6 separate regions of the Homo sapiens genome follow, and regions 1, 2, 4, 5 and 6 are each linked to region 3. Evidence: chromatin loops called from intact Hi-C (ENCODE). Cell type or tissue: endothelial cell of umbilical vein. All regions are shown on one strand.

Region 1 (4,000 bases), 610 kb after region 3:
AAAATGGCCCTGTTCTCTGTAGAAAGAGGAGATACCTACTTTTAAACATCTCTTAAGGGGAAAAGTCTAAAATCAAGGATACATTTCATGGGAGGGTGAGTGTGATCTGTTTAGAATATCAGCATTTAGATTTTAAACTGCATTTGAACATTAGGCCACACTAATGCCCACTAACTTTGGAGGGTCATTTACTTTAAAAGCAACTAGTTGAAAGATTAAGTAATTTAATTTGATAGATGGCTTTGTGCCTGAATGTGCTTTAACACCTTTTGATCCTAATTGCCTATATTGAAGGTGTTAAGTTTGACTTGCTAAATAAAGCCTAGAAGGAGTTAACATTTCATTTGAGTGACCTACAAATGCCCCCCAGCCAAGCCTCTTGGAGTGCTTCTAATGGATGCTAAATTATACAACCCAAGTGATTAGCTATTTTAGATACTGAATTAGTAAGGATGCTAGACCATAAGCTCAATGAAGAAAAGAGCTGTACTTATCTTATTCACCTTTCTACCTTAATATGGTGCCTTGTACTTACTAAGTGTTCAACAAAGTTTTCTTGAATAAATGAACACATGGCAACCTCCATTTAAATGACTTTTATTATTCTCATATGAGTTAAGATGGGAGAAGATTTGGCATTTAAATGGTTGGCAATCTAAGGAGAAAATACTATCACGCATCTATCCTTTATCTTCAGTGTGAAGTTATAAAGTCAGAAAGCTACCCCACTCTTTTCTGGTCCATTTACATATTCATATCTGGGAAGTGAGAAGCAAGAGAAAGTTGAAAGACTGCAAGATGTAAGAGTGATCCCTAAAAGAAACACTTCACCCATACAAATACTTGCTTAAACTCACTATAGTCTGTTCTTTCAGAAGAATCCGCGTGAAGGAATCATGGGACTTCAGGTCAGAATGAATTTTGTAGGATATTCTTTATGCTATGCTAGGGGAAAAAGGGAGTTTAGACAGTATCAACTTCATACTCGCAGCAAGTAAGCAACAGCTAATCAATCACTAGAGATCATCATCTTTTCTTGGGGTGAACACATATTATCTTATTGGTTTACAAGTGGTGTACCTCGGTTAATTTTAGATTTGAGGTCAGTCTCAACGTAGCGATGACTTAGCAAAGTGCAAAATAATAAAAACCTAGCAACGTGGACATGTTTTGCATAATCATTGAATTTCTATAGGACTCAGGATTCTCCCAGATTGTATATCAGTCCTGACTTGGTCTTGTTAATTTTTGATATCCACCCTCCATCCAAATCTCATTCCATTAGACTCGGAAATGTTGAAATGTTGTCTGCTAATATCTGGGTAATCATTCTTCTGTGCTATATAAGACTGTCAGAATTTGTATTTTTGCTGTGATGCTTGCTATTCCCAGTTCACAGAAACCTAAAGTGTTATCATCAACATCTGACAGTATGAACTTCAGGGTTTGTTAGAAAAACCACTTAAGTGTGTGAGATAAGGAAAAGGAGAAACAAGGGCTTTGACTTGGCTGTGTATAGATAGTGAAGGAAAACTCCATAAATGGAAGATCCAATCATTTTGGAATTTTACTTGAAGAGAAATTACAAAACGTCAGCAATTTTAAAGCCTCAATTCCTGACGCCTTCTATCCAGTTCAATCAATAAAGCTATGCTTTAACTGGAGCTCAGGACATCCTGGGAATATCCAGATTGTCTCTCTGATTCTCTGCCACTGCTCTGTGAATAAGAACTGCCAAAGATTTCTTACATCGTTAGCACTCACTGGCCCACTCTGACTTGCTCTTCTGGCTCTTTACGAATGTATATGCTTTGCCTGAAATTGGAAAGCACTTGCTCTTAATTTTCTCTGCATTAAGCAAGTGTTTCCCTGGCAGATGCAGTTTGCGCAGGCATATTTTTAAGCGCTCCCCCTGCTGGCAAGTCTGTGTAAACAGTTTGTTGGCCTCTCTAGGCCCTGGCTACTATTAAAGCCACTTCACCTGTCAGCTTAGGAGAGCTGTCTGTGATTCCATAAGGCCCCAGTTAGGCACTCACATTTACAGAAGGACAGGAGCAGCAATTTAGCCTTTAACTATTAGCTTGCCATAACAGATTGCATTATCAACAGCCGCTCCAACACTCAGAATGATAAGATGCAACCTGGGTTCATTTCAGGGGATGCTGAGGGCCTGCTGAACATGCCAACTTTGCCTTATAGGAGATAAAAAGCTTCTCCTTCAGTATCTGTACTTAACAAGGTTGACCATCTTGCTTTTGTCTGCTTTATCTCACATACTTTTCTTATTTAATAAGCAAATGTGATGTTAATAGGTATTAACATTGGCAACATTTTCAGTTTTTCTTAAGTGGTTTTAAAAAGGATCACAGAAAAAGGACAAAGTCTAAAGGTTGTGTACTAGAACACAAGTAGGCATGCTTTGCATGATAATTAAATTTCTATAGGACTCAGTATCTTCCCGATATGTAGGAGATAAGTCTGAGGTATTTTTAGAAAAAACAGGCTGGGCACAGTGGTTCACGCCTGTAATCACAGCACTTTGGGAGGCCAAGGCGGGTGGATCACAAGATCAGGAGTTCGAGACCAGCCTGGCCAACATAGTGAAACCCCCGTCTCTACTAAAAATACAAAAATTCGCTGGGCGTGGTGGTGCACACCTGTAATCCCAGCTACTCAGGAGGCTGAGGCAGGAGAATCACTTGAACCCAGGAGGCGGAGATTGCAGTGAGCCGAGATCTCGCCATTGCAGTCCAGCCCGGGTGACAATGTGAGACTCCATCTCAAAAAAAAAAAAAAAGGAAAAAGAAGAAACATTTAAAAATCTGAGGCTGATGGAATAAAATATTTATTTCGAAAGGGGGCAAAATGTTGCCAGTAATTAATAACATGGGTTCTCCAGAGTATTACTAAACATTGCAAATTTGAATGGTTTGACTTTGTTTCATAATCCTTTGCTGAATAAACAAATTTATGTATATTTATATAAGAAGGCTTACTCCTCATTCATGGATTCATAAAAGGAAGTACATAGTCTTAACTGTAATAATCATTTGAAGGCCACAGGGATGGAAATCAGCAGACCTGTGTTTATGTTCTGTCCTAAACTATTTTTTGTCTTTTTCTAAAGCCACTTAGTGGGCCTCGTTACCCATATGTAACAGGCAAAGATGGTAAATCCTAAGGCCTTTGGCAACTCTATAGTTTGGTGATTATATAATTACTATAGAATAAAAAAAAAAAAGTAGTTTGTAAAAGCACTGCTTCTACTCTGTCTTCAGTCAGATTCCCTGAAAGGAGAGCCTGAGATAAGGATTTTTTTGTAAGTTATTTCCTGAGGGTTTTCGGGAGAAACCTGTCAGGAAGTGGGTTTAGAAAGACAGGGCAGGGGAAAGAGCCGAGCAAAGATAAGATTTTAGAAGACTAGCCTTAGCCTGATCCCACAGGGAGCTCTGGAGCATCAACTGTATCACTGTTTTTCCCACGTTAAAGAAAGCAAGCAAGGTGGGCTTTTGTATCTCCATATTGATAAGACTTTTGCCAAGGAGCACACTGGGAAATGGAGGCAGAGCTTCCCAGACTTTTGTGAATGGGGCAATCCTCTGGAGAAGTGAATGTGAACTGTTAGCATTCAGCACCACAGAAGCTAGGGGGTAGGTGGCCTGGCCTGATAAAGGGAATCTGGATGAGGCACCCATAGCATCTGTTGAATACTATTTCTTCTTTTCTCAATCTAACTTAAATGTCAAATAGTATTACCAGGTTACAAAACATTCATATTATTTATCTCACTGGACCTTATAATTTTTCACACAGTAGGCATTTGATAGATAAAAGTTAAAAGAACTGCTTATTGTGTTTTACAAAAAAGGAGAAGCTCTTATATAGTTGGAAATTACTTTTGTTACTATTTAATTTAGATAATATATTGTAGGAAATGGTTATTCGATGAGAAAGCAGAAAATGGAACTCAACAATTAAGGCTTCCTGGAAAAAAAAGTTC
Region 2 (4,000 bases), 55 kb before region 3:
AATAGAAAAATAAACTCCCATGTATCCATCAACCCAGCTTCAACAACTCTCAACCTTCTGATGTTATGTTTCTTTCTGCAGTTATGTTTTAATCTAGAGCCCTCCTTTTTTGGGAGGTGGCTAGAACATTTTATAGCAAATTAAAAATATATCATTGCATAGTAAATACTTCAGTGCTTAGCTAGTGGAAAGGACTATTATCACAACCAAAAAGATAATCATAATTCCATAATTAACATCTAATAACTAGTTAATTTTCAATTTTTCTGATTGTCTTAAACATGTCCTTAAAAAAAAAAACAGTTGGTCTTTGATTCAATCTCCAAATAAAAATCACAGGTGAACTTAGTTGATATGTCTGTTTTACTCCACAAGGGATCCCCCTATTTTTGTTTTTTAAACCACATTTATTTGTTGAAGAAACTGGAGTATTTGTCCTGTAAACTGTCTTACATTCTGAATTTGACTGTTTTCAGGGTAATCTAATAGCTGATGAAAGTTCTTGTTTATAGGAGAATCACAGCTTAAAAATGCAGAAGAAATAATAGGAAGCTATCTATTTAAAAAAAAATCCCTAAGGAAAGGATTGATCTAGGCAATTATCATCAATGGCTGCTAAAACCATTAGGTAAATGGTTGATTGGGAAATTCATGATATCAGACCGATATCACCTGAACCCTAATATCAATGATAGCATTGCTAAAAGTGGGGCAACCAGATATTGTGTGCCTCCTGGTATCAGTAGGAAGTGCACACTATCACCAGTGATGTTGTCGTGCCCCCACAATTGAGCCTCTAGTTTTAAGAGGAGCTTACAGAAAACATGGGGAATAGAGAAACATGGTAACCAATTTTTAATAGCTTGCCTTGTATACTTAATATTCAATTAAACTGATCCTAGAAACACTAAAATGTCAATGATAGAATACTTTCCAAATGTAAGGAGGCACCCATGTACTTATTATTGCTCTCTTTTGTCAAGATGGCAGCTTGTTCCAAACTGGTGTTTGAACATTGTTTGGCATTTGAGTGCGGCAAACGTTTGCTTAAGTTCTGTTCCTGTTTGTACCTTTTTCCATGACTGAATATTCACACATCTGAACTAATTGCCTTCCCTCAGATATAATATAATTATAGTCTTCCTGATGACACATTTACAAGAGTTCGAGCATGTATCTGGAGGTGGTAGGAGAAGTTTTATTCTGAGAGCTGCATGAAACCCATTGAACCTGATAACAAAAATTAGCGTACTGGTGGCTGCCAAAGTTGTAGAATTTGCAAGTGTTGCTTTTTTATTCATTTAAAAATAGTTAAAACTATAAAAGACAAAATCTAATTGGATGAACATTTGAAGCCCCCCCCACTTATAGGTTTTGTGGAACATAGTTTGAAAACTACTGGTATAGTTAAAAAACAAACAAAAAAAATAATAGGCTTTGGTATTTAAAAGATTGAGGTTTGCAGTTTAGCTTTGTGATGTACTCACCGAATATCCTCGTGCAAATTACTTCACCTCGCTGATTTCACTTTTCCCATGTGTACGGAAGGGTGAATTAGAATTTACTTTTAATCGTCATTGACGTTCAAATGAATTGACTTTTGTGACAGTTTTCACTGTAGATACTGGTCCACAGTAGCACACGACACAAGGTTCCGAACCTACTCTTCAAGCATGACCCAGCAACTGGTCAGGACCATTTGGAGAATGTTTTTCTTTGACATGTGGTACCCGATATGCCTCTCAGAGCTCAAACTCAGTAGTGCAAGGAATAGGAATTTTGTTTACTCAACCTAATATTTGACTTTTAGCTCCCACCCAACCTTTTGGTGGGAAACTGAACCTTAGTCTAGGCATTTACCTCCCCTCTTGGTGGCCCCATTTCTCGGTCTTTTCCTAGGGTATTGGGAAACTGCAATAACCAGTTATCTGGTTTCTGAGAAGAAACCCACTATGGAACCATGTAGCCTCTTCAAGTGTGCCCCTCTGATGCTGAGGTCCTGCGACTCCCATTCCTTCTCAGATCCTGCCATGTTTTGGGGTGATCAGTTCCTCTGCTCATGAGAATTCTTGACTTCTTTTGCTGCTTGAAAGATCCTCTTTCTGCTCTGGGAGAAATCCCTCTTACCTGAAACTCTCTTCCCTCAATGTCGTTAGGCTTCCTTTTCCATCGAATTCAATTTTCTTCGGTGTGCTTAGCTTTTCTAATCCCACAAACCCACAGGAATAAGAGAAGGGCCTTTTGGGCAGGCACAGCACTGTGGGCATCCTTTTGGGTGAGCAGATGGTGCCTTTGGGTGAAGAGACAGGCACCCTTTCTAAGGGTTAGATATATCCCCATGCCAAAGACATGCAGTTTGGCCAGCAGGGGTCGCTCTAATCTACACAGCGTACTTCTGCAAAGCTCCCCTGTGGCAAAATGATACAGGGTTTGCTACAGGCTTAAATGAGGTAAAGGAATTCCAAAAATAAAGAAAACAACAGAAGTTAGTGACCAAAAACATTATCTTGCTGCACACGTTTGGATTTATTCTATGTCAGGAGATAGTATGAGGATTTAAGGGACAATAAAAGACGTGAGTATATGTGATCCTGAAAGAGTATTTGGAAGGCCAAGGATGTCCCAGTATGTATTACTAGTTAATGAAGACAACAACTTAAAGTCATCATCTCACAACAGCCTGCATTTTTCTGGCTCTCAGCAAAACTCGTAAAAAATGGCAAGGAGAAACTCCAAGAAAATTTGAAAAGTTTCATTCTCTTTCCTTTTCCTTTTTTTCTCAGGAACTGACAGAACATAGAATTTTATTTTATTATTGTTATTTTTTATTGATACGTAACTACACATTTTCATGGTACATGTGATAATCTGATACATTCATATAATCAAATCATGGTAACTGGGATATATCCAATAATGGGATTGCTGGGTCAAATGGTAGTTCTGTTTTAAGTTTTTTCAGAAATCACCAAACTGCTTTCCACAGTGGCTGGACTAATTTACATTCCCACCAGCAGTGTATAAGAGTTTCTTTTTCCTTATATCCATGCCAACATCTATTATTTATTGACTTTTTGATAATAACCATTCTGACTGGTGTGAGATGGTATCTCATTGTGGCTTTGATTCACATTTCTCTACCGATTAGTGATGGTGAGCTTTTTTTCATATGCTTGTTGGTCACACGTATGTCTTCTTTTGAAAAGTGTCTGTTTATGTCCTTTGTCTACTTTTTAATGGGGTTGTTTGGTTTTTGCTTATAAATTTGTTTATGTTCCTTGTAAATTCTGGATATTAGACCTTTGTCGGATGCACAGTTTCCAAATACTTTCTGCCGTTCTGTGGGTTGTCTGTTTATTCTGTTGATAGCTTCTTTTGCTGTGCAGAAGCTCTTTGGTTTAATTAAGTCCCGTTTGTCATTTTTTGTTTTTGTTGCAATTGTTTTGGGCATCTTCATCATGGAATCTTGCCCAAAGTAATTTACAGATTCAATGCTATTTCTATCAAACTACCAATGACATTGTTCACAGAATTAGAAAAAGGCTATTCTAAAATTCATATGGAATCAAAACAGAGCCCGAATAGCCAAAGCAATCCTAAGCAAAAAGAACAAAGCTGGAGGCATCACATTACCCGATTTCAAACTATAGTATAAGGCTGTAGTAACAAAAACAGTGTGGCCGGTACAACTACGGATACATAGATCAATGGAAGCAGCCCAGAAATAAAGCTGCACACCAACAACCATCTGATCTTTGATAAAGTCTACAAAAACAAGCAATGGGTAAAGGACTGTGGTGCTGGGATAACTGGCTAGCCATATGCAGAAGATTGAAACTGGACCCATCCCTTTTATCATATACAAAAATCAACTCAAGATGGATTAAAGATGTAAATGTAAAACCTAAAACTGTGAAAACCCTTGAAGAAAACCTAGGAAATACCATTCCAGACATAGGCCCTGTACTATATTTTGAAGTCAGGTAATGTGATTCTCCAG
Region 3 (4,000 bases):
AGGGAGCAGCTGGAACAAGAGCCCCTAAGACACCAAAACGAAGAAAACCCATATTGGCCACATGTCCTTCTGCTCTGTGCATGATGCATGCAAATGTCCTGGGGCAAATCCTTTCCTGTAACCAAGCATATCTCCTTCCCGACCCATCATTTGGCACAAATGACCCAAATAGTATACTGATAAACTGCAGACCAGTGTTCTACCATTGCTTAGGACTACAAACGTATTTCCTAATAGAAGTGGACACTTGCTGGGCCTTGTAAAATTTTCTGATACTATGCGACACGATAAGGGAACAAAGGAGAAAAGTATTGACAGCCATGCTGTTTAAAAGTAGAAAACGGGCTGGGTGCAGTGGCTCACGCCTGTAATACCAGGACTTTGGGAGGCTGAGGCAGGTGGATCACTTGAGGTCAGGAGTTTGAGATCAGCCTGGCCAACATGGCAAAACCCCATCTCTGCTAAAAATACAAAAAAATTAGTCGGGTGTGGTGGCATGCATCTGTAGTCCCAGCTACTCGGGAGGCTGAGGCAGGAGAATCGCTTGAGCCTGGGAGGCGGAGGTTGCAGTGAGTTGAGATCGTGCCACTGCACTCCAGCCTGGGTGACAGAGCGAGACTCCATCTCTGAATAAATGAATGAATGAATGGGATCCATTTTGAATTCCAGAGATTCTGATAGAGCTGGAATTCAAGTGGGTGGAGCATACCTGCTAGACTCTTGATGGATGCTTCTCTGCAGCTGAGCATTTCTTGTATCTAGAGGTATTTTTGAAAGCTTCCTGAGTATAACAATCACCTGGGTTGCCTGGACGCTCTGGCTTTCTGGGCCCCTTCCCAGCAAGGCCTGGGTTAATGGATCATGGATGCAGGCTGAACAGCTGTCACTTTAGCCAGTCTCCGGGTGATTGTTATCACTAGGCAGGTCTGGGGAAACACTGCCTGGAGTCATACTGAGTCATACTGAGCACAAATATTTTTGCCTCAGCGTTCTGGGAATGCTTAACCTTGTTGAAATGAGAACACGTAGAGTTTTAGCAAGGATATTTTCTAGTGCTTTAAACTCATGGTACTGGAGATGGATAAACATTGCCATAGATACTTTTGTCAGTAGATGTGAAAAGGCGTTTGTTCAGTGTTTATAATGAAGGAAGAACTGGGATGGTGGGTGGCAAGGCAGCGTTGGAGGAAGACAAAGAGTAGGTTTGATTTTTTGTTTCCCCTTCAAAAATCTGTCAAAGCTGTCCTCAGTCACATAAGGCACAGGCTGATGAAGGCAAGAGCACATGGGCTGTGATGGGAAACTCTCCAGATGGTAGACAACTTTCAACACCAACATATTGTTGTTTTATGAAGGCTTCATTTATTTGCTGAGCTAGCTTGTGGTATGTGGAACAGGATGTGTCTTGCCCTGGGCAGTTGAGCGCTTAGTGTATTAAGGGCTCTTTATCCTCGCCTGACCCCACATGAACCGAAGAGGTGCTTGCATGAATTAGTACAGGACCACCAGGGTGGAGGGTGGGGTGGAGTGTGTGTGTATGTATAGGTGTTGGGGGTAATGTGTTATGAATAGCTGGATGCCAGGGGAATGTTCTGGGAAGTGCAGTCAGTTCTTTGAGCAGTGTGGATTGCAGTTGCCTCAGGGAGCTCTTCTGAGTGGCATAAGGGAGTGGGTGCCTCACAGTTGGCCCTTCTCGGCAAGTGGCCCATGGGTCCTTCTTGAAGCAGGACTATTCTCAGTTCTTCTAATATTAGACATGTTCCTGTTTGCCTCCCGAGTTGCTCTCCAGTCTTCTATTTTATTTCAATGAGAGCTGTCAGTTTTTCTTCTAAAAGCGTTCTTTGAACACTCTGCTTTCTTTGAGCTGAGTTCAACCTGCCAGGAACTCTGCTAGTTCCACGACAGGTACAAATATCAAAGGCAAATTGGATCTCACAAAGTTCCCCGACTGTATCTTGCATTTCAGAGTTCAGAGAAGTTTCTTTAACGAAATGCAAGAAAGATGGATGTTGTTGAAGCAATTTCAGCAGTTCTTTGAAGTGGGTCCTTTCCTGGACCCCAGAAGATGTAAATTTTTTTTTTTTTTTTCCCCTCAAAATTAAATGAACATGCAGTTCTTAAAATGACCTCTGGGTGGAGCTCGTGGTACTCACAAAGAACACTAGCGGCGTTGAAAGCTTTTATGCAGCTTTCTACTCCGGCGTTGTTTTTGAAAAAAAAAAAATTTCTTGCCCTTTTTCTCTGCTGTCCTCGATTTGATTGCCTTTTAATAGTCAACAAGAAAGGAGAGACTTTGCCTAATAATTCCTTGAATCTTAGATGGAAATCTCCCACTATCTTAGGGTTTTGTCTTTCTGATACTGAGTAGCCCCTGCATTAAGAAAGGATTTGCCTGCATTTGAAGTGGAGGTGAATAACTCGCCTGCTCTTCCTGGTATGACTTGGCACTGTTCTTTGGGCATGTGTTGTATGCAGTGTATCACCCAGGCGGAAGATTTCTCATCAATAATAGTGCCCACACTGGGCCAATGCTGAGTCACTTGGCAACCCATTGGGAAAGCTGGAAAAATGTTCTGATTTGTGAAAGGGAGAAGCTTTTCTTTCCCTCACCATGAAGCTCTGGACCGCAGCTAATTACAGAGCCTCCTAAGAAGTGTTAACCTCAGCATTCCATAGTGACCGACCTCCTGAACCGGGCAGGTACAGAAAGCTGCAGTGTTCTGAGGCCTAATACCTTGGCTTTTGTAGCAATGACCTCGTCTCAAAATGGAAGTGTGTGGATGTGGCTTTGTTGTACTCTTTGCTAGGGGTGTTCACTGTAAAAGATAAATGAGGATGCCTCTGCTCCCGTGAAGGGTAAATTTGTTTTCTCTGTCTCCCTGCCTTTTCCTGCTCATCTCTTAAGAGGTCACGAGTAGTTTTTGTATTGTGAAACTGATGGTGTAGGTTTCAAGTGGAAATTTAGTATCGTGAAATAAGCACCGCTTTTTGTTTAGGATTCTCTGTTCCCTGCAAGCATGTGCTCTTATTGTAAATAAGCAGCAAAGGACAGGGCATCTGTTATTTTTCTGGTGACCACAGCTGTTGAATGAGTGTCAGGTGATAAAATAATGATTTTAGGGGTGTCTTCTGGAGGATTTGCCCTTGCCAGAGTAGAAGAGGAGGATCTCAAGGTCGCTACATCAGGATTCTGACTGAGACCTGGCAGGAGAGCGTCAGATCAGGAGGAGCAACTTCCTGAGCTTGGCTTATCTCCAGCTGGATTTGACTATATAGCCAAAAAGCTGGATCCCTTCGGAATTATTTGTTTGTTTGTGCTCTTTGCCCCTGGGACCTAAGTTTGTCAGGTCACATCCAAAGAAAAATAGCAGGATGGGACTCACAGGGAGGTGGCATCCTAATGATGCTCTGAGGGAGTGGCCTTAACCTTGGCCACAGCAGGTGCAGAGAAGTCGGCTGAATGGTCCTAAATTTATTGGCATGTGACTCTCACACACAGGCTTTGAGTGAGGTGGTGAGAGTTTTCTTGCAGAGGGCGAAACAGAGGTGTAGCCCACTTCTTTGGCTTTGTCTCTAAGCTCTACCAGGCCTAGGTACTGGACTTCTCCCAGGTATGCGGTCAGGGCTCTGCTTATATCCGGAGCCTGGTGGTTCTCAAGGTGTGGTTCCAGACCAGTAGCAGCAGTGGTCCCTGGGAACTCATTAGAGATGCAAATTTTCACATCCCCACCTGCTGAGCTCTGGGAGTAGGGCTCAGTGCCTTGTGTTTTACCTGGTGATTCTGCTGCGTGAAAAGGGTTGGGAACCCCTGTCTTGTCCTTACCACTTCACAGCACACCTGCCTGACTTCCAACTGCAGCCTCCTGCATTTTGGCCAAGAGCATTCTCTCCCTGCTACAGCCTGCTTTGCTACTCATAAAGAGGGCCCAAAGGACGGGGAATGACCACACCTTCCTCAGAAGTCCTCACCCAACAGTTGATGGGAGTTGCTGTGTGTGGC
Region 4 (4,000 bases), 190 kb after region 3:
TAATGGGTACAATGGTAGAAATTGCATATGTTCCCTTTGAATATGTGGGATAATTATTAAGAGGGCTAGCTGAAAAACATCATAGTATTTTGTTTGATTTAAACTACTGGTCTCAACTAGGGACAATTTTGCTGCCAAGGGGACATTTGGCAATGTGTAGAGACATTTTTAGTTGTCACAACTGGGGGCTAGGAGCAGGGATACAGAAGGATGCTACTGGCATCTAGTGGGTAGAGGCCAGGGATGCTACTAAACATCCTAAGGTACACAGGACAGCCTCCACTACAAAGGCTTTTTGGGGCCAATATGTCAATAGTGTCCGGGTTGATAAACCTTGGCTTATACCTTCTCTTCCTTTCTCGGGACCTTTCTGCCCTGTCTCTTGATGCCCTGGGTCCTCGCAACCTAATCGTGTCACTGTGTCTCGTGGCCCTAATTGCTGTGTTTGCCCACTGCCTAGAGAGCACCCCATGCCTGGTTTTAACCTCCACAGTGAAAGCTAACCATGAACATTCTTCAGTTTGTGGAATCCTGGCTAGTGGGAGCAGGAAGGGCCTTTACAAGCTTTTATAATCTGCCTTCTGACTCTTCAGAGTAAAGAGAAGTGACTTTGCTAAGATCACACAGCTACCCCCAGGCTGGTCTGGGGGCTATGGCCCTGGTGGCCCTTTTCCCAGCCCTCTTCTGTTTATACTCACTGCTTTTGGTCAAAAAGGGAAATACAAGCTAACAGCTTGGACAAGGGCAAGAATCAGATTGACTGGTCTCGTCCAAACAGGGATGTAATTGTGCACTTCTCAGTTTGCTGGGTTGCTATGAAAACACGTTTTTCAGAATTTCATCCTTTGGGGCTTTCTCAAGGGTCACTGCTGGCTGCAAGTTATGGCCGATGTACCTTACTGTCCTCTTAGAGGGGATGCGGTGACTTGACCAGGTAAAACACAATTCTAAGCAGGTCATTAGAAATGAAAATTTGGGGAAGGCAGAACTGCCACTTCTCTTTATCTCAGGCCATGTAGTCAGCTGTGCACTAGGTCGAGAAGTACCTGAATCTGGGGTGGAAAGGAGCGTAAACCCAAATCTTCTGCAATAAAGAGCCACAATTTGAGACGATTACAAGGCAAACTGGGGCAACTTCCGTGTATTCTCTCCTTCACCTCTCCCCAAACAACCACATTTTATCAGTGAGCCAAAGTGTTTTTGGAGGAGAGGGAGAAGGGCTGGACTAATGTTTTTCCAAGTAAGGTCCTTTGACCTAGAGGCCTCAGAATGGCTTGGGATAGGTGTAAAAATGCATATTCCCAGCCCTTCCTAGATCGACATTTACTAGTTCTGAGCGGGGGGAGGCAAACACTGAAAGTATTATTAAGCTGCCAGGGCATCCTTCTGTAGTTGTAAGTTTAAGAACCACTGACCCAGACTCTTGAATAATAAAGCTTTTTCTCCCTGAAACAATTCCACAAAGTCAGAAGCTTTTGGACAATGCGTGAATCTCAGAGAGAAAACCTGCTACTAAAAAAGAAAAACAAAAAAACCTGGCTCTTTTGGTCAGATATTATGGTCATAAGGTGGCTGAGTTGGCTTGGAGCTTTGAAGATGTAAAGGCCACAAAGCATCAGGCTTTGCTCCTTTTAAAGTTTTGAAAGAGTTGGAACTGACCTTCTTTTGCTCTCTTGGCACCTTTGGACACCCTTTGAGGAGACCTGTGAGTAAAGAGAAAGTTTTCCTTGGGGGCTGCTTATTACCTACCTCTCCAAGGGCCCTGAAGGTGCCTGCTCACTGATCTACCTTGAATAGATATCTACATGTTTTAATTAAGAATACTCACAGGCGTTGACCACGTTCCTCATTTCAACAGTAATGCTCCTTGGTTTTTTTACTTTCCCCTAAGCATGAATCACTTTCCAGGGGCGATGACTCTTCATCTATGCAGCTAGCCACATTTCCTGGGTTGGCGCTTCTGTTTATTTACTTGTATTTTGTTGGACCAAGTTTTAAACACAGCCCTCCTCCTTTTCCTCTTTCCAAAACCCTTAGCCACTTGCAGAATGGAAGCTGTCATGCTCTTTTGTTACCCCACTATCCAATAAGCACAACGCTTCCCTAAGCATAGACCATGTTCCCTTTTCCTTTCAGAAAGAGATGCAGAACACAAATTCTGCTGCTTTGTGCATATAAGCTGTGTAATTATCTGACCTTAGGTGATCGTTGCTTTATTTTTTAAATTTTGGAGCGGAGAGAAAAGTGAAGGGTGACAGTACCCAACTGAGTCCTACAAACTCCTCTAAAACAAATTTCCAAATTTTGAGATCAATCAGATCCACTAGCTAGTCCCTTATTCTCTGCTGTTTGTCTGCTTCCTTACCCCAGGACCTTTGCACTTGCTCTTCCCAGCTTCCTATGCTCTTCATCAGATATTCACTGGGCTAGCCCTGCTCATTTGCTTCCTGCAGCTCTCTGCCCAAATGTTCCTTCTTCATGGAGGCCTTCTCTAACCATCCATCCCATGGTGCTCCCTCTTCTCCTTTCCCTGCTTTAGTTCTCCCCACACATGACAAATTCCGTACAGTTCTCTGTGTGCATTTCCCCCACCATAAGGCAAATTCCCTGAGGGCAGGGTCTTGTCTGTTCAATGCTGTAGTCTCAGCACCGACACCAGTGCCTGGCATATAGTAGACACTCAAGCAGTACTGGATGTGTGAATGAATGAATAAACGGATGTAGAAATGAGGCCCAAACGACTCTCTTCTTTGTATATAAATTCTTCCCAGAACGAACATGCATGTAAGGAGAGAAGTCATGAGCTACAGGAGTCTGATAAAGATGGGCCTTCCACCTACCTCTAAGCCTGTGCTGATGGTTTCTCTTCACTAGCAACTGCTGTGACCAGAAACCATGGGAGGCTTCAAACAAATAATAACAGAGAAGAATCCTTTCACTTTCATTGGTAGAAAACTTCAGATCAAGCAGGCATAGCAGACGCTGTCTGTTTCTGCCTACTGAACCAATATTTGAATCTCAGGATTCACTATCAAACAAGGAAGATTGGGCAAGATATAAAACTAAACACATGTATTCTTGGCCTCCATTATTAACATTATTTCCTGCAGAATATGCCACACTCAAATGCATGCATCTTTTTGATAACGCCACTTTTCCACACACGGCAACTAAAGAACAGGATTACATGTGCGTGTATTTATAATATATGAAAATATATATACGGTACAGGGACAAATCATTCCTTATTGTGGGTGTTATTGTACATTTGGAATGTTCAGCAGCACCCCTGGCATCTACCCACTAGAAGCCACTAATATCTTCCTCTTAGTTATGACAACCCAAACTGTCTCCAGACACTGCCAAATATCCTTCGGGGGATGGGTCAAAATCACCCCCAGCTGAAAATCACTGAGTTAAACGAAGAAGACAGACTCTCAGGACTTCTGAGTCAGTAGGCCTGGGATGGGGCCTGGGAATATGTGCTTTAAAACAGTTCCCCCAGTTAAATGTGATAATCTGCTTGAGTTGAGAACAACTGCCCAATTTATTCTCCTTGGTGATGACAGCATGTTCCTCATTCTAAGGTCCTGGCAAGGATCCAGTTTTCAACTAACTGAAAGTGGAATGTCAGAAAAATATACATCCAAGAAAAAAATAGAGGAAAGGAAGGTATTGCTATTTCCCTTCCACTTTTCCCTCTCCGTGAAGTGAGAGACACTGACTCTGACACAAACTAAATTGTCAAGTGACAAAATCGGAAGCAGTGTTGTCTCACACATGAAACGAAGAAATAAATAGAAATGGAAGTGTGTGCTTTTAACAGTCCGTAGACACCCGGGCACTCTGACTGATACCATGAGGAGACCCGGGACTTTTGCTCAGTGTCATAGTGATGGAGTTTAGAGCAGTCCCTGACAAAGCAGATAATCAACAGTCCATGGAGTTAAGAATCTAAAAGGAAAACGGCAACTCAGAAGACGTGGCTCTAACATTTGAC
Region 5 (4,000 bases), 1.2 Mb after region 3:
ACACTGATCTGCTGTTATATAGTCCCCTCTTTTCTCCTCTCTGTAGCCAGAAGCTCTAAACTTGTAGACCCTCATGAGGCCTGTGCGTAGAATTCAGGAGTCTCTAACTTGGATGGGAAACTTTTACTTTTGTTCCCTCTAATCTCTAACTGAAATGTGGCATTTCCTTTAAATCAACGTAGGTAACAAACTGCAGCACCACTAGCAGTGCCTGTGACTTTGTCGCCAATAAAATTCAGTTATTTTCATATCACATTTCAGTTGTTGCAGATATCTCAAAATCCTGTTAACACTCACACTACTTCAAAAGTACTGAAGTTATTACAACTGTTGTTACATCTTGTTATTAACATGTTAATAAAGAAGCACCTGTATTACTGTTTCACAAACCTGTTTTTAAAATATATTTTGGTAGCTGTATTTTGATATGATTGATTTCCTTTGTTATCCAGTATATTTTATATTATGCTTTTAAAAACACTTCCTGAGAGGGAATTCATAGGCTTCACCAACCTTCCAAAGCTGTGCCTGGCACCAGAAAGACTAAGAATACCTGCCCTAGTTCCCACCTTTGGTCACATGGCAAAGTGGCCAAGTCTTCTCACTGATGTACAAGAGAAGTTTCCATCTGAGGCAACTTGCAATTCAGACAAGGTTTGTCGTCTAACCTGTCTCCACGCGACGCCCCACTCTGCCCTGCCTCACTGTCCCTAGCAGTGTTTCTTAGCTTTTGTAGGCCATGCTGCCCTTTAATAAACATTTATGCCCACCTTTAATGCTCTCTGAAATGCAAAATCAACACTGTGATTAAAAACCACTCAATAGTCAGAAAGAATGAATAAGACCTACTATTTGATAACACAACACGGTGACTATACTCAATACTAACTGTACATTTTAAAATAACTTAAAGAGTGTAATTGGATTGTTGGCAACTCAATGGATAAATGCTTGAGGGGATGGATACCCCATTTTTCATGATGTGCTTATTTCACATAGCGTGCCTGTATCAAAACATCTCCTGTACTCCATAAATATATATACCTACTATGTACCCACAAATTTTTCTTTTAATTATTAAAAAACCACTAAGTAGGGCAAAGTATTTCTTTATGTTAAATCCCCACATGTCAACTTCACCAGAAATTTCGATTCCCCAATCTCACTAGCAACTGTGGCTGAGAATCACTTCTGAATGAATCACTTCTTTTTTTTTTTTTGAGATGGAGTTTCACTCTTGTTACCAGGCTGGAGTGCAATGGCGCGATCTCAGCTCACCGCAACCTCCGCCTCCTGGGTTCAAGTGATTCTCCTGCTTCAGCCTCCCGAGTAGCTGGGATTACAGACATGCGCCACCACGCCCAGCTAATTTTGTATTCTTAGTAGAGACGGGGTTTCTCCATGTTGATCAGGCTGGTCTCGAACTCCCGACCTCAGGTGATCCCACCCGTCTCAGCCTCCGAAAGTGCTGGGATTACAGGCATGAGCCACCGCGCCCGGCCTGAATGAATCACTTCTAAATGAATTCTACTGAGAGGACAGTAGAAACCACTCGTGTTCTTGGTTACCTCCTAGGTATTTACCTGACTAACTGTCCCATTCCTACCAGTATCCCAGGCTAGGATGGGTTGACTTCTATTCCTAGACTGAGATGTAAGGATGAGGGTCTAGATTGGCATGGGGTGGGCAATTTCCCTTTCTCTTTTAGTTCTGAGATAACAAGCATGGCGTTTCTGGAAAACAAGTTTACCAAGACACTAAAGGGAAAGGCAGAAACCATGTAGAAAATACAGAAGTCTGAAATCAAGCTTGTCTTCAGAGAACAGATTTCTTATCCCAGGGTGACTCCAGTCTGGCTTAACACTGGCCTGGCACTCATCACTGGGCACTCAAGCCCCTGTTATTTTCTTCCTCTCTAACTGGGATGTGAGACTTGGCAACTCTAAACCCTATCCAGAGGGAGTTCACGGTTGGCACAGCTGCTAGGCCTGGCAGGAATCTCAGGCCCTTCCAATGTCAGCTTCCTGAATTCTCTCCAGGTGTGGGCAGGGTGAGAAGAAAAGAGGCCAATGGTAAAATCCGAGAAAAAGCTAACATATGAGAGGCAGGGAGAGGATATGGATCCACGGAAGGGATAGAGAAAGAACGATAGTGGAGAAGAGCTACCCCAAAGAATCATGAAATGAGCACCGTGTGTGGGCCCAGCTGAGTGGCCTTCTCTTTGGCTCCCCCTTGAGGGCACCTCCTGGTACTGCACCTAGCCCCGGACCCCCAGCCTAGGCCACAAGTAACCCTGGCACCCCTACGAGACAAACATACACAAACACACATACACGCACACACATTCCTGCCTGGTCCTCCAAACACTCATTTCCAACCTCCTTCTCCCTTCTCTGAGAAGCTGAAAAAGCTAATCTTCTCCCAATGTCTCTTGAGTGTAGGAGTGGCCATGTGCTACCAGTCTGACCACTCAGATATAAAAGGAAATTTACTGGAGTGGTACTGGAGAAAATATTACGTTTCCTTATTAAAGGAACAGACACAACTTTCCCCTTCCCTCATGTCTTAAATACAGACCTGATGTGTCTAGAACTGTAACAGTTATATTTTGAACAGAGGCAATGACCGTGGTGGGAAGGCCACAGGGATGGCAGGGATGCCAGCCCTGACATTTTTGAGCCATTGAACCAATACCACCAGACATTGGGCTATGCAGGGAAAGGCAATCCTTTTTTGTTAAAGCAATTCTTAGTTAGGTTTCATTACTTGCAGACAAAAGCATTCCTAACTCATATACCAGAATAGTCCTTTCATACCAATATCTCTTCATCAACTCAAAGTAGCCAACTACCCGCTTCCCATACCCATCTTCTATGAGATACCTCTCCATAGCAACCCCTTAACACACACACATACTGCTGACTCAGGTGACACCATTTAGACAGCAATACTAACTATCAGATTCAATGTCAAGCCCTTCTCTTCTGGCTAATTATATCTTGCTCTGACCATACTAGACCCCAAGCTTGTCTCATAACCAGAACTCCCTACAGAGAGTATCCACAATGCACAGGCACCACGCAGCAAGGTCTGTGAAGTTTCTGGCATCAACTTTCACAGTGTATCTCAAGTCCCACTCCTCCATGAAGTCCCCCTTCATCACCCCGACATGAGGTGACCTCCCCCATCTTTGAATGCCACTTATGCCTGCACCCCTCTGTCAGAGATGAACACTTATGGCACTGGCATACATTGGTCTTAGTTATCTTCCACCTCCAGGCAGCCTCCATGTTCCCTCTCAGTCTGAGTTAGATACCCCTAATACCAACTCTTATAATGCCCTGTGCTTCCCTCTACTAAAGTCTTTACCAAACTTCTGCCACCTTCTGTCAACTTCTCTACATCCTCCAGTAAACTATAACCTTCTTGAGATAAGGATGGATGGTGGCTTACTTAGCATGTATATCAGTCCTTAAGTTGGGCCTGGAACGTATTAGTTGCTTTAAAAATATATTTGTGAAATGAATGAAGAATATTAACTCCCCACCAAGATATCAAGCTCCTTGAGAACAGGAATCTGGACTTGTGCCTCCTTGCATCCCCTAAGTGATGCACACAGTGGGCTTATAATAAATATTTAGTCAGTGATTTGTATAAAGAGGAAACCATGTTTTACTTCAATAACTTTCACTCGACACCTAAGGAACATGATTTTGTTTGTATATACCATATAAAAACATCCAATCATTAAATATGTATTTATAAACATATACAACACGTAGTCAAGAGTGTCAAATGGAAGCTTGGCCTGACAATTTTCTCCCACCAAATTGCTCGATGGTTTGACTTGACCCTACAATTGGTCCTGCATCACACAGACATAGCCTCTATGATTTTCTTATTAGATCGTTGCAAGAAAAATCAGCAGTAATTAAAAGGAGTCACTTCTGAAGAAGCTATTAAATGAAGGAGAGCAAGATGGGGGTGGTCATTACCACAG
Region 6 (4,000 bases), 57 kb after region 3:
ATCCACCAACCAGATCCGTGAGTACGGGTTCCTTGTCTCCTTGGTAACCTGGTATAAAATGCAAAGAACTTTTCCATGACTATGATGGAGGGTAAGACATTTCTTATTTCCCCCAAAAGTGGCAGGGTATGCTGGTGAAGGAAGGTTGTTCTCCTACCTATATGCCAAATTTTCCTCACTCTCTTCACCTTACCAGTTTTTTTTAAAGCTTTATGTCACCACTGATTGAAAAAAAGTCAACTACAGTAAACCAAATTAAACCATAATGAAGTTTGCCATGAAAAGGAGCAAGTTTCCACTTTCCTTTCATAATGGCCTTACTGATTTTGTCCATGCCATTTTATTCATTCCTAGGATTGGTGGGGAAAACAGCAGGTAACTGAGCAGATTGTAGAACCTGAGCGGACCATCTGTATGTAAGAAAGAAGCTTGGAAATATTCTTATTAACGCTAGGAAGTTATGTCTTGAGGTTTTCTACTTACATGTATCAGGTATATGTAATTAAAAATACCATGATAAATTTAAAAAATTATTATTTTTATTATTTTTTAAAGACAGAGTCTCCCTCTGTCACCTAGGCTGGAGTTCAGTGGTACGATCCTGGCTCACTGCAACCTCTGCCTCCCAGGTTCAAATTATTCTTGTGCCTCAGCCTCCTGAGTAGCTAGGAGTACAGGTGTGCACCACCACGCCCAGCTAAATTTTTTTTATTTGTATTTTTAGCAGAGATGGGGTTTTGACATGTTGACTAGGCTGGTCTCAAACTCCTGGCCTCAAGTGATCTGCCCACCTTGGCCTTCCAAAGTGCTGGGATTACAGGCGTGAGCCACTGCACCTGGCCTTAAAAAATTATTAAGATCTGAATGGCACAAATAAAAAGTCTGACAGCTTCCAGCCTTGGCAATAAGGACACATACTCACTGCTGGTGGAAAGATAGATGGGCTCATCCACTTTGCAGGGCAATTTGACAATATCTCAAAAAGCTGAAGTTGTGCATGCATACCTATGACCATGATGTGTGCTCCTGGAATGTGCTCTAATGTTGTGAGTCTTGAAATGTGGTCCTTGGACCTGCAGTAATAGCATCATGGGGGATCTTGTTAGAAATGCAAATTCCCAGGCCCCACCTTAGGTCTATTGATCAAACTTTGGATGTGGAGCTCAGAAATCTGGTGCAATAAAACCTGCAGGTGATTGTAATGTATGCTAAAGTTTGGGAACAGCTGCCCTAGAGAACTCTTGCACAAGGCATAAAGAAGCCCATGCAAAAATGCTCATAACAGTATTATTTATAATAGTAGAAAAAGCAAAATAACCTACATATTCCTCTGCAGGAAGATGAGTCACATGTGGCATATTCACACAAAGGAATACCATACAGCAGTGAAAAATGAGCAACATATATTAACATGGATGAATTTCACAAGTAAAACAACTTGGGAAAATATATCAAGTATGATACTATATAAATAAAGTTGAAAATCATGCAGAACAATTCTACACATGGTTTGGAGGTCCATCCATTTGTAGTGTAAGTGTAAAGACATTCATGAGAATGACAAACACCAAATTCCGGTTGGTGGTGGCTTGTCTTGGGGAGGGTGGGCCACTGTTGCTCAAATCCTTGCTGGTTTCTCCTCATCTCCCATATCTCTTAATGATGGCATGCCCCAAGGCTCAGTCTGCACCTTTTCTGTTCTCTTCTCTCCATCTTTGCTCACTTGCTTGGTGATAACATCTAATCTCATGGTTTTAATCACATTTCTACAGTGTTGAATGCAGGGGATGGAATTTATCACCCTTGTTCATACCACTACTATCTCCCACCTGGATTATGGTAATAGCCTCCTCATTGGCCTCCCTGCTTTTGTTCTTACCCCCCTTCAGTCTATTCTAAATATAATATTGTAGCGATTTTAAGACGTTTTACAATCACATCGTGTCACTTCTTTGCTCAAAAGCTTTTATCAGCATCCCATCTCACTCAGAGAAAGAGCCAAATTATTTATAATGGCCTTAAGGTCTGTTATCTTTCTGCCTGTACCTCCTGCTACTCTCCCCCTTCCTCCCTCCTTCTGTTCCGGCCACACTGGCCTCCTTCGTGTTTATAGAGCACACCTGACACGCTCTGCTCTGGGAGCATTTATACCTGGGGTTGGCTTTCTCTTGGAAAACTTCCCCAAGTGACCTGCCTGGTTTATGCTCCCATTTCCTTCAAATCTTTATTCAAAGGCCAGGCCACCTCCTTAGGGAGGCATCCTGCCTTCCCTCTGGCCAGTTGGCCAGTCTGCCGTGGGTCCTCCATACTGGCCGTTGTTCCTACAGGACTCTGGTCAGAGGACAGCCGGAAGGCTGTGGCTGCTCACTACCAGCTGGCACATCTTCTTAGAGCCGCCCTCGTGTGGCCACTGTTAGGAATGGCAGTTTCTGCCCGACTTCGGTCTGAGAGAGAAATGAACAGAAAGACGAAAGACAAGCAGATGGCGGGATTTTTTTATTTATACATTAATTTACATAACCAAGTAAGTTGTTAAATATTTTGAATGTCACTTCTTACTGTATAAATATTCATTATCACGAAACTACCATTGCTTTCTTAAGGCCCTAAATGCCAACTTGAGAACTAAGTTGCATATGTTATATGGGAACTTATGATATTTGAGTTATTAATTATAACTAATACTTATAATAATTTATTATTAATTATAATCACATTTAGGACATTCTATTGGGAAATAGAAATTGTTTAGATTATTCACTTAAAAACGTTTTATTGTCTAATATTTGGTACATGCAAAAGAACATGTAACATTTTGGCACATATAAGTTATAAAGAATATATGAAAACATGACGAAATTAATATGTGCCTACGACGCCCTCACCCCATCAGGAACCATCCCTCCCTCTCACCACAGAAGTAACACTCTTCTGATTTGAGGGTTTATCATTTTTGTTTTGTTTTTTTAAAATAAAACTTTATTTATATAGGTATCCCTAAAGAATATGTTGTTTATTTTTACTTGTTTCTTAGTATAATAAAAATGGTATCTTACTGTATGCAATCTTAAACAACTGCGATTTTTCAGTCAACATGTTTTTAGGATTTGTTCGTGTAGCATGTGGTGGTAGGTTGTTTTCATGTTCACTGCTGTATAATATTTCATGACTGTACCCCCAGATTGTTTATTCTTCTGTTGTCCAGCCTATGAGTCCCCACACCCAGGTTTTTGCTTATGAACAGTGCTGCTCTGCATATTCTTGTGAATGTCTCTTGGAACAAGTGTCTGAGGGTATACATCCAGGAGTGGAATTATTGGCTGATAGGAAGAAGTTATCTACCAGATAATATCAAATGTTTTCCAAAGCTGGTGTTCCAAAGTACAGAAGTGTTTCTGTTGTTCCTCATTTTCATCAACTCTTGGCATTGGTAGATTTAATTTTCACCAGTCTAGCGAGTGTAAGAGATCAGCTCTGATGCAAGAAAAGCCGACGTTTCCGCATTCACTTTAAAATGTCACTGAAGGCTTACTGCTCCTTGGGGTACTTAAGTGTGTCTAATAATAGTTCCATCTCCAGGGTTCACCCCTGCTCAGCCTTTTTCTTGCCTGGGAAGGGCTAATCCTATCAGAGGTTTACTGAGGAAGAAACCATTTCAGGGTAACCCAATGGTTTCATGAAAGCTCATGGGCAGAGGGTTTTTTTTAAAATGAACAATTTGAAACAGTATTTTAATTAAGAGATTCAAGCTGTTTCTGTTTTCCTAATGACCAGTGCTTGCTCTCATTGTAAATTACATTCCCAGGCAAGATGACAAGGAATCCTTTGGGTGACTTTTTTTTCCCCTCTCTCCTTTCTGATTTTCTGGACTACAAATTAAGACAGGTGGAGTTTCTTCTTACACACTTCCCCACCGGGTTTCCTGGGACTTCCCCCACCCTACAACTGCCTTCTTTTTGCTTCGCTGAAGAAGTGAAAAATTGAGGTGATTCTCTAAAAT

What was found. Hi-C counts contacts between places; a loop is a spot of excess contacts. Peaks named below come from ENCODE experiments on the same cell type or tissue, not always from the same donor. Only the 100,000 strongest peaks of a DNase experiment are listed, where the experiment ranks them.
Region 1: a loop joins it to region 3, with 21 times the contacts of the local background. A loop is called at or near these places in 47 of 110 quality-filtered maps.
Region 2: it touches region 3 in a loop (4-fold over the local background); 7 of 110 quality-filtered maps call a loop at or near these places.
Region 4: it touches region 3 in a loop (4-fold over the local background); 2 of 110 quality-filtered maps call a loop at or near these places.
Region 5: it touches region 3 in a loop (13-fold over the local background); 7 of 110 quality-filtered maps call a loop at or near these places.
Region 6: a loop joins it to region 3, with 10 times the contacts of the local background. A loop is called at or near these places in 42 of 110 quality-filtered maps.

The regions. Positions count from the first base shown.
Region 1 is chrX:22,746,700-22,750,699 of GRCh38, forward strand. All of the region lies in intron 3 of PTCHD1-AS (PTCHD1 and PHEX antisense RNA), which reads right to left. Among named protein-coding and RNA genes, the nearest start is that of DDX53, 250 kb to the right of the region's middle. In endothelial cell of umbilical vein, a CTCF peak has its summit at 1,916 (motif pointing left); a DNase peak (open chromatin) is centred at 1,892.
Region 2 is chrX:22,079,311-22,083,310 of GRCh38, forward strand. All of the region lies in intron 5 of PHEX (phosphate regulating endopeptidase X-linked), which reads left to right. Among named protein-coding and RNA genes, the nearest start is that of PHEX, 49 kb to the left of the region's middle. In endothelial cell of umbilical vein, a CTCF peak has its summit at 2,366 (motif pointing right); a DNase peak (open chromatin) is centred at 2,401.
Region 3 is chrX:22,133,966-22,137,965 of GRCh38, forward strand. The region is part of intron 12 of PHEX (phosphate regulating endopeptidase X-linked); the gene reads left to right. Among named protein-coding and RNA genes, the nearest start is that of PHEX-AS1, 37 kb to the right of the region's middle. In endothelial cell of umbilical vein, a CTCF peak has its summit at 2,134 (motif pointing right); DNase peaks (open chromatin) are centred at 946 and 2,356; H3K27ac peaks cover 2,807 bases.
Region 4 is chrX:22,321,812-22,325,811 of GRCh38, forward strand. All of the region lies in intron 5 of PTCHD1-AS (PTCHD1 and PHEX antisense RNA), which reads right to left. Among named protein-coding and RNA genes, the nearest start is that of CBLL2, 51 kb to the left of the region's middle. In endothelial cell of umbilical vein, no CTCF peak of the experiment used is centred here; DNase peaks (open chromatin) are centred at 1,930 and 3,570; H3K27ac peaks cover 1,738 bases.
Region 5 is chrX:23,316,072-23,320,071 of GRCh38, forward strand. No RefSeq gene overlaps it. Among named protein-coding and RNA genes, the nearest start is that of PTCHD1, 17 kb to the right of the region's middle. RefSeq lists a silencer at 2,150-2,319. In endothelial cell of umbilical vein, a CTCF peak has its summit at 2,257 (motif pointing left); no DNase peak of the experiment used is centred here.
Region 6 is chrX:22,190,486-22,194,485 of GRCh38, forward strand. It overlaps PHEX (phosphate regulating endopeptidase X-linked), which reads left to right. Exons shown (of 22, transcript NM_000444.6): 15 at 1-17. PTCHD1-AS (PTCHD1 and PHEX antisense RNA) reads right to left here. Exons shown (of 12, transcript NR_073010.2): 12 at 2,520-4,000. Among named protein-coding and RNA genes, the nearest start is that of PHEX-AS1, 20 kb to the left of the region's middle. RefSeq lists an enhancer at 2,093-2,352. In endothelial cell of umbilical vein, a CTCF peak has its summit at 2,412 (motif pointing left); a DNase peak (open chromatin) is centred at 2,406.